Regions from separate parts of the Homo sapiens genome. Here region 2 is linked to region 1. A link is a contact called in ENCODE Hi-C data. All regions are on one chromosome and are shown on one strand. Each heading gives the region's core, a stretch centred on a gene start or an enhancer-like site at or near the end of the contact. The rest is flanking DNA. Distances are from core to core; before and after follow the strand shown.

Region 1 (7,078 bases), core at 3,030-5,529:
CATTTCATTTTTGCCTGAATCTGAGAAGAACATTAATATTTTTTAGTATATTAATGTATGATGCATATTTTATTCAAATTGTATAACAGGATGTATGGTTTGATCCAGTTATTTTGAGAAAAAATATAAAGAAAAATATGGGTCCAACATGATAAATTTATCTTTGGGTGAATACAATTGTGTATGTTTTCTGTTTCTAATTTTTTTGTCCTTTGCGGAGTCTGAAGTTTTAGATATTTTTGATATGCATGAATTTTTTTCTAAGAAAACAAGACCGGTTATTTAAAAAACAAAAAGGAAAGTAGACAGAGACTCCAATCTGAAATCATATTTCACTTTAGAAATGAAGTTAAAATGACATTTGCCTAGTTTTTGTGGGGACGGTGGGGGTGGATGAAATCAGCCTGTCTTTTACATAAGATACTCAATTTTTTCTGTTCTGATCTAAACACTTTTTAAATTTAAATCTTCTTTATGTACTTGTTAGCAGTTGGAAGAAGTTCTTGATAGCCATTGAACAAACTTCCGTGAACTCTAAGTGTCAAATCTTAGTCTAACCTCAGTGTACCCATTTTTATAACTGGTAGTCAGTGGAGGATAGGGAATAATGATCCAGAGAAGTAAAATGACTTATTCCAAGTCACACAAATACTCTCTGACTTAGGCAAGACTACAAAGAAATCAACGCTCTCAGTTTACTGCACTACATCATCACACATTTTAGTAATCTAATATTCTTTTTTTTCTTTTTCTTTTTGAGATGGAGTCTCGCTTTGTTCCCCCAGGCTGGAGCGCAGTGGCGCGATCTCGGCTCACTGCAAGCTCCACCTCCTGGGGTCACGCCATTCTCCAGCCTCAGCCTCCTGAGTAGCTGGGACTACAGATGCCCGCCACCACGCCCGGCTAATTTTTTGTATTTTTAGTAGTTAGCCAGGATGGTCTCGATCTCCTGACCTCGTGATCCGCCTGCCTTGGCCTCCCAAATTGCTGGGATTATAGGCATGAGCCACTGCGCCTGGCCCAAGAAGCTAATTTTCATATGGAACATATGAAGAAGAACACTTGATGTTTACTAGGGGACAGTCATCATGCTTGCACAGCAATTTTAATAAGTTAACTCTAGGAATTATGAAACAAGCGCCAAAAAGCAGTGACATCATCACAGAGTCATAGGCTGCTGTTATAGCTGGGAGGAAACATGGGTGTCACCTACTCCAACACTTTAATTTCGGAGATGTGGCAACTCAGACCATCGGAAAGTAAGTGACTTCCCTAATGCGGCAAAACTAATTAGTGGCAGAACTGGACTGCTGGCCTGTGGGCTCTCTGACTTCACATTGATTCGAAAGAGGCAATTTGTGTACACAGGATTTCTTAGAGCTGGCTTGATGTGCTGCAGGTAAAATCTTTATCATCTCATGATGCTCCTAAACTCCATTAATGGCTTTCAGTAGTTTTCAAACCAAGTCTCCACTGTAACATACGATGCTGTTCCTGATCTAGACTCTTCTCAGGCACTCAACCTCATCCCCCATCGGTGGCCGACGCTCCTTCTCTCCCATGGAACACACAACGATTTCCATACACATGCTCCTCTCTTCCCAGAACACCCTTCTCCCATCGCCAACACCCTTTAACGCTCTTGACCAGTTGTCATCTCCTTAGGGACACATTCTTCTACCCTCCCACCCTGTCCCCAAGGAATCCTAGGTGCTCCTCTTCCAGATTCCCTCAGTGCCCATGACACCTTTCACACTGTTGTGCGACCGTTTATCACATTCCTGGTTTCAGCACCAGGCTGCTCTTGAAGAGAGAAAACCTATCTGGTATTTGTGTAGACCCTGGTGCTCAAGACCTGGCACATACTAGGTGCTTAAAACATATTAAATTAAACTGAAATCCAATGAAAAGGAACACTTATTAGGTCTACAGACCCAAGTAAAATGAGAGGTGGAAGGAAACACGCATTTCATACCTACGATGGGGAAGGCACTTAGACTTACCTTGTGCACTTTCTCACAACTCTATGAACTAGGCATTACTTTTTCTAATTTACAGATGAGGAAAAGGAGGCCCAGAAATTTGAACTAACTTGCCCAAGTTCACCCAGCTAGTCAGTGTAACAATAATGATTTAGTGGACTCAAAAACAAAAACAAGCAAACAACATTCTGCTTTCATTACTCTGCTGGAGGGAGGAGCAAAAGAAAAGGAGTGAGTCTTTTTGTTTCTGTTGTAAAATGGATAAGGGGGGGGAAGAGCTACCACAGCAGCATTTCAAAACCCATGTCTTCTTTTAATTACCAGCTTCCTGCTAACTCTGAGACACCAGGAGAAAGGGGGAGGAAGAAATACTTGAAACAAAAAATAATCAAGGAAGAAAAGCAGTATGAAGAGATGTAGAAGGCTCCGCAGTGTGGTAAGGAGCAGGAGGACCCTTGGTGCTGGAAACTTTGGAAAAATGACTGTTATATACGTGAACTCCTGCCCCTAGTAACCACCATTAAACAGCCAACGGGTTAAAGCAGGGCAGTGAGCAGTACGCCTCTCTCAGGGCCACATCTGACATTATGTTGTGTACTTCTCACTAACCATTTTAAAGCCGTTGGATGTTTAATGGTGGCTACTAGGGGGAGGAGTTCACGTATATAAAGGAAATTGGGCTCTCTAATACAGCACGCCCGCACACGTGTATACTCATGCGTACACACCCCTGAAGTAATGGAAACAGAACGGAAAGTAGGAGAGATTCATCTCCCCCAGCACCTTTTCCAATCATGCAGCTTCATCAATACATTTTAAAGGTAAAATCAAATGTGATATTGCTGAAAAGACACGAGGAAAGCTGCGAGTCCCCCGGAAAAGGCCGTCAAAGGGTATTGCACGTTTCACAAAGTGCCTCCCTGCCCATTAATCAGCAGTGCAGCCTCAGTCCCAGCTACCGGCCCCGTGCCCGAGCTTGGCCCTGTGGCCTGCCGTCAGCCCCATCTCCACTCAGATGGGACATACCTGGAAAAGTGGCTTGAACTGCAGCAGAAGTACAGAAGCCACATTTCTGGCTGGGCTGGGGGTGGACAGCACCAAAACCCTACAACCGGGAAGAGTTTCATTCCCCACAGCAAGGCTAAGGCCCTCTAGGGGTAGAGGCCAGGTCAGAAAGAGGGCTTTCTGGAAGCCTTTCGTCTCACAAATTCCACTTCTTAGAGACTTAAAAATCTCCAGATTGTACCCATATTTCATTAGTTTCTTCTGTGATGGCTGTGGATTGAGAACACTGACCATCTTGAAAATTCCCTCTCTCATGGCTTTCCCCTGCCCTTCCTGCCTCCATTCCAAACAGCTGTGCTGGCGAGGTCTATGCCAAGGTTTCACGGCCCCCTCCCAACAGGGTCCTCAGCTCCTGCCAGCACTCACTTCCCTCAGGCCACATTTCCACACTCAATGTTACACCAACATTTTGCTATTTCCTTATCTCAAGATCTAACCCACTTATAGCAAAAGCAAGTCCCTCTGGACTGGGTAGTTTTCTTGGAGGAGTGATGAGGATGAGACCAAAGAAAATGAGCTGGCATCAGCAAGGGATTCGGGTTCTCAGCTATACCGTGTGGGCCCATTTGAAATCCTCTTGGACTGTAGACAGGGACAGCAATCAGTGAGGTTTCTTCTAGTGTCGTGGCGCTATGAGAGGCATGGTGATACTGTTGTCAAAAGAATCCCAAGGCAAGGGCAGGTGTGCTTTCAGGGGCTGTGGAATCAAAAGAGGCAGTGGTATTGTGGTAAGGCATTCAATGATCAAAATGAAAACCAACTGTTCTCTCTGAATCGTCCAGTTTGAAGGGCTCAGAATTCCCTGTGGCACCATGCTGCCTGTGGTCCTAGAGGTAACAGCCACATGATTCCAGTATGCACCAAGGCCCAGAAGCACCACTCTCTAATGCCTGCTGGTGTCCTCAACAGCACTGGCTGGAAAGGTACTGCTGAAGATCCAGGGAGAAATAAAACTGTTTTCCTGCATCTCCATTTCCTACTAGATCAAGTCCTCAACTTCCCATGACTTGCAAGGACTTCTGGATCTGCTTCCCGCCCCTGTCTGTGGCCTTGCATACACCTTGCTTCTGTTTATCTTGCATCTTTGCACACTTGTTCCTTCTGCATGGAGAGCCCTATTTCCTTGTTTCCTCCAGAGCACTCCAGTTCCTCTTTCCCAGCCCTGCTTGGGTGTGGGTGAAGCTTACAAGCCACGTAGGTGGGAGACAGAGCAATTCCCAGAAAGGGAGCAGAACTCTGGGTGTGATGAAAGAGAGATAGAGGATCCCAGCAGCGCCCCAGAGCTGGTTGCTAAGAATTTGCCCTGGCAGCTGGCTCTCCTTCAGACGGGGGTGCAGTTCTGCTTTGAAGGTGAGTGTCTGACTTCAAGGAAGACCCATGAAAAACATCAGGCTGCTTGCTGCAGGGAAATCCCCGGAAAAAGAGAGGAGAGAAAAAAAGAAAAGAAAAACAAACAAGCAAATACAAAACATCCCAAACAACTCTACAGCCAAGTCCATGTGGCAAAGCGGGAACCGTAGAAGGTGGGAACAACAGCAGGGCAGCTCTTGCCTGGCCTCGGGCACAGGGAGGCCACTGTGTCGCTGTCGGGACCACAGCTGTCCAAACGAGGCTGGCTCCCCACTTCCTGTGGTGTTTCTCTTTTAGCTTTCTAGAATCCAAATAGCTGTATGTATCAGAGGAAATAACACTGGCCTTTTCCCAAATGCCTTGGCAACTCCAGGGGAAGGACCCCTCCCACCCCGACTCCGGTGGACAGGCAGGTAACTCCACAAGTGGGGCCTCCTGGGGCATGACTTTCTAAGGAGCCCTCAGTTGCATCCTTGGTGCAGAGTGAGGGTGAGTCCAGGGCTGCTTAATCTGCTTTCCCGGACCATTCCCAGCTGTTTGTGTGAGGCTGTGGAGGGAGTGCTGCAAGTTAGGGATCCCTGGGAACCCTCGGGGAGAGTCTCCCTGCCATGCACTCCCCCTAGGCTCAGGGGACTTCGTTCTTGCCCTCAAGGCCTTTTCTGCAGTGGTCAAGCTGGTGGAGCTTCCTGCCTGGAAGCTTGTTTTCAGAGGAGGGTAAAGGGACCAGGAGTCAATGGTGGAATCCTTAGGCGAGGTTCAGGCATGAGGCCTAAACATTTTTTTAGGAACTATTTTTTTGTAACGTTGTTGTGTCTGTTTCAGAGCATCTGGGAGAGAGAATTCCAGTAGGGGCTGACATCAGCCACCCCAAATTTATTTTGGAACTAGGCTTTATTGGTATAAATAACTTGAGAAGTGAACGAATGAATGAATGAAGCCGTGCCAGGTCACAAGAGTCAGAGTGAACAAGATGGGGCAGTGATAAGAGAGCCATCATTAACCAAAGTGTCTTGTGTTCCGAATGGAGTAGTTTCTATCATTTCCTGCACCTTTTCTGTGTGCCAGGCACTGTGCTCAATGCTGGACATCATTTCATTCAATCCTTACATCAGTCTTATGGGGTATGTGGTATCATTCTTATTTTACAGAGGGGTAATGGAGGTTAAGTACCTCGGCCATGGCCACATCACTAATAATTACCCTGGCCAAGGTTGAAACTTGAAAACCCATCCTCCTAACCAGTCTACTATATCCTGAGCCATCGTGCTGAATATATCTTCATTCATATCTACATGTGCTGTTTCAGTTGAGTCTCTGAATCAGCGGCTGTACCACACCAGCATGGGCCACGGGAGTAGGGACTCGGCTGGCAGGACCGTTCCCAGGAGGCCCACAGCCAGGGCTGCTGTTCTTCCTTTGCTAGCATCCCAAAGTCTGAATTCTTATAAAGCAGGCAGGGCAGCCAGTCTACAAAAATATTTTTAAAATTTCCCCAACTCTAAGTATATACAGGATCCAACCAGCACACAGGAATTAGAAATGTTCTTTCTGCTCTCTTTTAGGAATGTGGGTGGCAAATAAGCCAAACGAAATAAAAATAGAAACAAGGCAGGCCAGACTTCCCTAAACCACACAGAACAATATTTATTTGATTAATTCTGTTCCTAAACAACAGCCCACATTACTGACACGGAGGGCGTTTCCACGATGGAGGGGTGCGTGTGTGTGAATGTGTGCACATATGTGCAGGCTCCCAAGTGCACATATACATATGTATGGCTAGATAAACACACACACTCGCCACCCACGGAGAATATTTATTCATACCGATACAAAAATCAAACTGCTCTTCTTTTTCCAAACCCTGCAAACATTAAAAATAAGTCACTTTATGTAAACATATTCAGCCTCCTGATTTACATTGTTTCTTATAAAGACAGAGCTGCACATTTTTGAAGTTCTCTCATTTAACCACAGGAGATGGGTTACGGACACATGGTGGGTTGCCTCATAGTGCATCGTGAAAGCAAGAGCATTAATCAAAACTGTTTGTGGTCACTGTATCTCTGCAGATCCCCTCCCTAGAGCCCCGCAGCCCACCCCTCATTCTGCAACTCTGTGCTTTTTTTTTAGCACCCTGTCTTGCTCTGTGGATCCACCTACCATGTCCTTCCCACCTGTATCAACCTGGCTGATGCACTGATGGGACAGGGGATCCAACCTGATTTCTGCTCAGACTGATGCTACCTGTGATCAAAGGAGCCTGTGATTTCTGCTCAAAGCGACACTGAGATCTCTGACATTTGGCTGCTGCTCCCCGCTCCTTTCCTCCTCTGTTACCCAACTTCTCCAGAGCCCCCATGGAGGTCTGCACAGTTGGCAGGAGTCTGCCTCCCTCCTTCTCATACCCAGCATTTGTCAGCGCAGCTGGATTGGTTTCTGGCAGATGCTGCTGCTGCCCCTTGTTCTGGGATGAGCAAAGGGTGACTGAGTGCACCCACCCGCTTTGAGGAATGAAACAGATTTCAGCATGGCCCAATGCCCCCTGTAGGGTTGTGCAGTTCCTTAAAGGCTGGATGCGGGAGGGCAGGGGAAGGAATTCTCACATTTGCTTCTGTCATGTGGCCTTTCTATCAGGAGTGGGAGGGAAGGCACTGGCCGGTGAAGCAGAGAGTACCGGA
Region 2 (7,078 bases), core at 1,350-3,849, 360 kb after region 1:
TTTATCTAAACTCTGAAATGACTAACTAAATCCATAGGGCCTGGGGGTGGGGGCTATGTCTTAGAAACCCTCTAAGCCTTCTTGTTAGTCAAGGGCAGGGGCCAACGTGATTTTGACTAGAGCGAGCCTTGAGAATTGAAAGACCGTTTACTGGATATAGGCTGCCAGGCAATTTAAGATAAGCTGGTAGAATTCAGTGTTATAGTGATTATATGGATCTAGACAAGTGGGATGTTAAAAGTGGCAAACTCCATCCCAGGTCACCTTTAAGTAGACATTATAAATCTTTATGTACAGGTTACTTTTCTTCTCAGTAGGAAGCTGGTGAAGATTGCTAAGGTGACTCCCATTTATAAGGAACTGGTGTAAAAGATCCTGGCAGCTATTGCTGCTGGTAATCGGTTCCTTCTCCACTCGCCTGAAATTACTTTCAAGGTAGTTCATAAGCAGGTTTACAGTTATTTTATGGCTTGCTGTTTAATAGTGCTTTCCCAGTCTATATTTTGCTCAAGATATTTTACCTCACCAACAGGGCTTAATTTATTGGCTCTATTAGGCATGGACACAGAGTTAGAGAAAGGATTAAAATAGGTGTTTTCTCATTGTAGTAGGTAGATAGGTCCGACCAAATCTGCCAGGTTTTAAAGCTTGACTCTGTTAGTTTGCATTTGACAGGAATCAATTCTATATTTTTCTGAGGAAAAAAATGTGAATTAATTCTAGTACTTAACCAAGTGCCTGGTACACAGTTAGCAACCAGTGAACATTTGCTTATTGGCAATGCATTTTCAAGTTTATTGGTTGCCAACCCTGTACCAGGCTCCATGTCCTCCATTTATGTGATGGCCCATATTTTTATGATGAATGAATGACTCCACTCAAGGTTATTATTATCTATGGGGAAACATCTATAAACAAAACAATTAATGGTAAAACCAAGTAGAATAAAGTTTGACAGCTAAAACAAAAGTTTAGTTAAAACACTCAGGGGAGAAAGATTAATTCTCTCTTAAAGTAATAATGATAAGCCTCATGGAGAGGATTATTTCTGGGTCCCCATAAAGTATGCTACCAACTGTAGAGTGCTGCACTTGAGTGAAAATGTCATCTATCAGCTCCCTGTGACACCAGGACTAAAGCAAACATTTCATATTAGAGTTATCTATGTTTATTTTCCCAACGTCATGAAAGGTTGAACAGTTTTTCTGTTTCAGTCACAAGTCTCCACAGTTTTGAGTCTAAGTTTCAGCTGAGCTGTCCCAGATGCTCACAATGGTGGTCACTTTCTCCATAGAATAATGTGAATTGTTAAAAGAAAGAAAAAGAAGAAGGGATGTGGGTGAGTTGGGGGAAGAGAGCTGATACTGCCAAAGAACACTAAAATAACACTTAACAGTAGAACACTAGACACATATAGTAGAAAACAAATCAATTCAGAAAGATATTCTCATAAATCCTCTTTCTAGTGACAACTGGGGTTCTTTAAATGGAGAAAAATGAGGGACTGTTATGCAGCATTTGAAAAGAAGCTACAAATTAAGATTATGGATCAATTACTACTGATCTAATATCAAGTGAAATAAAGCCAGATTATAAAAATATACATGAAAAACAATAACAACTATGTTAAAACACATGCAACTTCATGTAGTAACATAGTGGAGCGAAGTACATAAACTTCATGATGACAATTGCTTTAGGATGGAAAGGCAATTGTTTCTTAAAAAACCGTTTGGACGGTGATCGTATTTTAACTATGAAAATGTAAACTTTATTTATTAAGTTGACGTTTAACAGAAAAGCCTTGCAGGGGATCAGATCCCCTTCAAGATTGCACCTGGGAGGCAGGAAAGGATTGTTTATTTAGCCTTAAGGATTTTGTCATAGATTGCAGAGGAATGCTTTAGCCCCTAACCATGCTGCTCTGCTCTGTTCCCATTTCATCTGCACTTGCAATACAAAAGTGTTTTCTGAGGGTGTTCTGAAACAGTTCTAGTCCGCTTAAGGTCACACAGATCAACCCTGGATCCATGTCTCAGTGGAGCAAAGTTGAGGGGGAAGGCAGACAAAGCTGACTGCTCATGGGGGCCCCACGTGGTTGAGACCCAGAGAGAGCTTAATCAGTGATGTGAACTGGCTGACGTGAGTTGCAGAGACACAAACTCACAACCAGAGTATCAATCAGCATTAGTGATCATTAGGGACATGGTCTGCTTAAAGTCAGCAATCTGAAAAGGCCAGACTGAGTTCTTATGATAGAAATGACGTATGTATAAAACATTCCCTTTTTGCTTTCAAATCAATTGGCCCTTTTATATTACATGGCACAACTCTCTAGAATCATAACTTACTTCTTGCCAAGACAGATTTCAAGTTCCTTCTTTGGGCAAAACTTTGACCCTTACTTTAGATCCCTTGGAGACACATTTCTATATGGAAGTCTTAGTCATATTGGTTCCAACAAGACTGAATATAGTGCTCGACACTTAATAAGTTCCCAGGAAATGTTTGTTAAATGGGATACAAAAGATTCCCAATTTCTTTCCTCTTGTCTTCACAGCAGCAGCATACTGTGTTCCTCTATCTGGAATGTGTCTGAAGTGGCTTGATGGCTTTGTCATGGGTGGGGGCACTTCCTCTCAGGGAAGTGCAGGCTTCACTCTTTTTGTCCTCTTCACTCTGTTCTGAACTTTTCTCTTCACACTGGATTTCTGTTTACTGCATGGCCTTTAGATATGATGCCACGGGGTGTCTCTGCGTTTTAGGCACCTAGCCTCCTTCTTCTCTTGGAGGGGACATTGGCACAATTTCATTTTTGAAGCAACTGGCATCTCAGATTATGCTTCAAGTCCCCTAACCCAATTTAAAGCTTTCTTTTTCTCATAGCTTTTCTAGATCAGTAGTGTGTGTGTTGCCTAGTCATCAAATCTAATAAGAGCAGACAGTTTTGTCTCTCCGATGGTTCCTGTGTAATAATTCCACATCCATGTGTCATCTAACACACACCGTTTTGTCAGGTTAGGAAAGTGAAATTCATGAGCTTAAAAAGAGAGGACATTGTCCGTGGAGTTGCAGCCATGACAGAGTTATGTGTCCTTAAAAAAGGGGCTATACAAAAGCTGCTTCACTGCACTAAAACTAACACATCCCATGTTATTGACTCCCTCGGAAGCAATGTCTAAAGACCACTGCTCCAGCTGGTAGAGACATCGGAGTCTTAACCACCGATTAGCACATTTCCTGGGTTGTGCGTTGTCCTTTGGCTGAACTCTCCAAATGCTGCACTTGCTGAGGTTGCTTTAGACTCAAGAGTGTCATAGCAGCACTTTTTGTTATTATTGCATTGGCTTCCTTGGGTTCAGATGTCACAGTGCAGTACCGATAAGTGAAAAATTAAGGAAGAACTAGCAAAAAAATAAAGCATATGTTGGAAGTCACAGCATAGCATAATTACCGTCAAGATATTAACTCTCTAAAAAGAGGACAATTCAAGCATTAAAAAGATGCTATGTTGGGATGTTGTATCACTTCTTGCCAGTATATAGTCGACTCTGATTTAAGATAAAGTACGTAAGTTCTATTTTCTAATGTACCTTCTAGAAGAATAGACCAGCAGTTAAAACTTCTCATTAATAAGTGCAACTTGTAACATAATAATAGATTTATAATACATGCTTAGTTGAATAGTAGGGATAGGGATGGTGATAAAGGTATTTACAATGTTACAAATTAAGCATTTTACATGTGTGTTCTCTTTCAACACATCCCTCAGTATATCTAACCTTCAAAGACCTCTATAAGATGGGAATGATTATTCCCATTTTGTAGATGATGAAACTGAAGCTTAGAGAAGTGACTTTTCTGAGGTTACATGGCTAGAAAGTACAGGAAACAGGTGGTCCTAATTGCAGATCTTTCCTATATCAGTTGTTGTTTCTCAGGGAAGCAGAATAACTGTAAGTTATACAGAATAAACATTTATTATAAGGATTAGATATTTCACAATTATGGGAGCTGTTTAAAAAACATCTAAGATTTTTTAATAAAAAAATCTAATATTTTTTTAAAGTAAGAGGCTGTTGCCTCTGCATTTCTAGTGGTGGGCTTGAAGTTTCTGTTTGTTAGCCAAGGGAATATATTATAAGGATATAGAGGTATCTTATTGGACATGGGGTCTCAACAAGTTCCTGCAATCGGCAGTCATCAGGAACCAAGGTGTTGGTTTGTTCGCTCTCTCTTTGTCACCCTCTCTCTCTCTCGGTATCTGTTGCCTATTCTCTTTCTGGAGATTGACTTAGTTTTTGTATTTATTTATTTATTTGTTTGTTTGTTTTTGCTTCTTTGTGCATATAGCAGAAGATGGACACTTGTGTAGCTATCCAACCTGTAGATTTTATATCAAACAACCAACAGAGAATGCCTTGGAACTATTAATACTAATTCCAGATTCCAGGAAAACAGAATCTCATTAACCCAACTTGGATCAACTGTGACGAGGGAAGAGTAAAATGAAGACAAGGAGGGTCATGAGTGGGCAGCCACCTCCAAAAGTATGCTACAACCAGGATTGTTCTGGCACGGTATAAAGGGTGGATTTCAGGAGGTGATAATAAAAACTGGACATTTCTGAAAGTTAATTTGACAGGCTTTGCTGCTTGCTCTTGTAGCAGAGAGTTTCCTGTAACAAATTGGGCAAGGGGGCTGAGATTTTGCCTTGGAAACCAATGTATTCATTTACAATTGGATGTGAAAACTGTCCTAGAAGGATTATGTTCTATCTGGCTTCTCACGGTTTTTAGATAACTGTAGACTTGTTATAGAGATATAACCCAACTTCCACTTCCTCAATTCATTAAAAAGGAAACTGAAGATCAGAGAGATTAAAGGATTACTAAACCTCTCTTTTTAATTAAATTATATTTTAAACCATAATCCCTCATCCAAATTGTACAGATCCTTTTTGGAATGGTTTTAGAAAAGAACCTCAGTGATTAGAACTCTACTTGACAGATTGGGTTAATCCTCAGATCTTCAAGTGAATTGAGATTAAGCTAAATCATATATTCTCACTATATCTTAAAATAACTAATTTTCTACCCCAAAAGAACATGCATTTAAGTTGACAGTCTCTTGGTTCTGATTCTGCAGATGTCTCCAGTTTGAACATATGGTGATTGTACTTACCACCTGTGCTGAAATTCTTGCAAACACTGGGGATTTGAGACCAAATGTCAGCCCCAAGTTTGATATATATTGGCTTCGGTAACTCTTTCTCATAACCTTCTCTCAATCTTAAAATAGTTTGAGATTATTATATTTGTCTGAATGTTAGTAAAAATGTCATTACCTTGTGGTGGAGAACAGTATTTGAGCACTTGTGGTGACTTGTTTCAACTCTAGAATGTTATACTTTTCTTTGTCATTTTGGGTCTTTCTAAGCCACTAACTCCTTTTTGAAATATATTGTAATAATTTTTTTGCATTTTGTTATTTTCATTTTTATCATTTCATCATCTTATGTGAGTTTAAAGTCATTTGCAAATACCAAAAGAGTAAAGGATTCTCCTTAGGCTCCAACACATTTAACTTTTAGTGCTGAAATACTTTTATGCTGTTCTTATTTTATTGCACCTATCAATATTTATGTATAGTTAAATTCCCTTATAATATTTTCCAAGAGACCAAGCTTTAATAATATAGGCAGAACAATGTGAAATGTATAATACGGTGAATATTGAGGCAACTTACAATAGTTTGCCTGCAAGTAAGACACTTCTTAGCATAATATATCAGAACAAAATATATCTCATCTTATTCCACAGACTTGAAATGGCCACTATACCAAAGCAGGTTTGAAAAAAAATGTTTATAAGCTTTAAAAAGGAGAGTTGAATAGAATTAATAGAATCAAGGGCTGAAATAGTATACATGGACTTGATGTTTGTAGGCTGATTTTGGTTAGATGTTAAAAATATTTATATCTGATCAAAGTGGTATGTGTAGATACATTCCAATTAGTTGATTTTTGGTTCTTCTTTCAAAAATGCTGAACATGAGTTATAGACACATTAAACAGCTTGAGCAAGGTCATTTAGCAGTGAACTGCCGAAAGAACTAATGGATAGAACAAAGCATTACATCCTACTTCTTAGCTCTGTCTTAAGTATTTGTACCACTATAGGCAAGTGACTTGCATTAGCTTGGCCCTTTCTAGAAACTCAGTAAGCACTTGATCGACTGAAATATTCAGCCTCAGTTTTGTCATCTCTAAAACTAGAATAATGAAATCTACCCATATAATGGGGACAGTTTAGGACTTACATGAAGATACTTGAAAAAGTTTAATGAGAGAGCAAATAACCATTATTTAGAAATTTAGAATTCTGGTTCCAGAGCTCAGCTGCCATATTGTTTAACAAACAGAACATAAAGCAAGAGAAGCTGTGCCCACTTGTGGTTAGTCAATATGTGATTGTAAATGAAGAATACTGAAAACATTAGAAAAATTATGGAAGAGGAAGAGAGACCATGTAGAAAAAGCCAACCTTGGGAAGAGCAGATGGCGATGTGAGCTAAGACTGACGAAATGCAAGGGTGATGCCCTCTCTACAGTGAGAGTCAGGAGATAACACTGCCCCTTTGCTTTTGGCACTCTGTGGCACTCTACTTTGGTTTCTGCCTTCAACTTGAACTAATTTCTGAAGCAAGCCATACATCATCCCAGTGAAGCTGTGGGTTCACTGGTCGTTAGAGTTCTGTCTTCATATCTCATTGCCAGTATATGGTCTATGGTGAGTAACCCTTCTATTATCTGCACAGCTGTTGAGTAATATTACGTTAAAACATTACATGGACAATTATGTTCAATTATATAAAATGAATCTATTTTAGCTAATGCTTATTCTCTAGGGTTTGTGCATCTTTAGTTACAGGAAGTTTAGTACAGAGTGGCAGATGGCACAACACAATGTTTGTCAGCTAATAAATTTAAATGTCATGGCATTCTACATTTTTTAGCATGTAGATATCGACGTACAGTATTTCAGTCAAATGCCTAAGCTCACTTTTGAGGTAGAGG

The links. A loop is a pair of places that touch in the nucleus more often than their neighbours do. Pooled maps may share reads with other maps.
Region 2: a loop to region 1 is called in a map of CD14-positive monocyte, with 4 times the contacts of the local background. The contact joins two enhancer-like sites. A Hi-C loop is called at or near these places in 3 of 168 maps with a recorded cell type or tissue (CD14-positive monocyte and mammary epithelial cell), 1 of 37 single-sample maps with no recorded cell type and 2 of 50 pooled maps.

Annotation. Positions count from the first base shown.
Region 1 is chr9:27,334,084-27,341,161 of GRCh38, forward strand. The region is part of intron 3 of MOB3B (MOB kinase activator 3B); the gene reads right to left. Among named protein-coding and RNA genes, the nearest start is that of EQTN, 40 kb to the left of the region's middle. Within about 2 kb of position 4,280, at least 11 of the 41 ENCODE cell types and tissues checked have a DNase peak (open chromatin) inside an H3K27ac peak, as active enhancers do.
Region 2 is chr9:27,698,597-27,705,674 of GRCh38, forward strand. No RefSeq gene overlaps it. Among named protein-coding and RNA genes, the nearest start is that of C9orf72, 130 kb to the left of the region's middle. Within about 2 kb of position 2,600, at least 2 of the 41 ENCODE cell types and tissues checked have a DNase peak (open chromatin) inside an H3K27ac peak, as active enhancers do.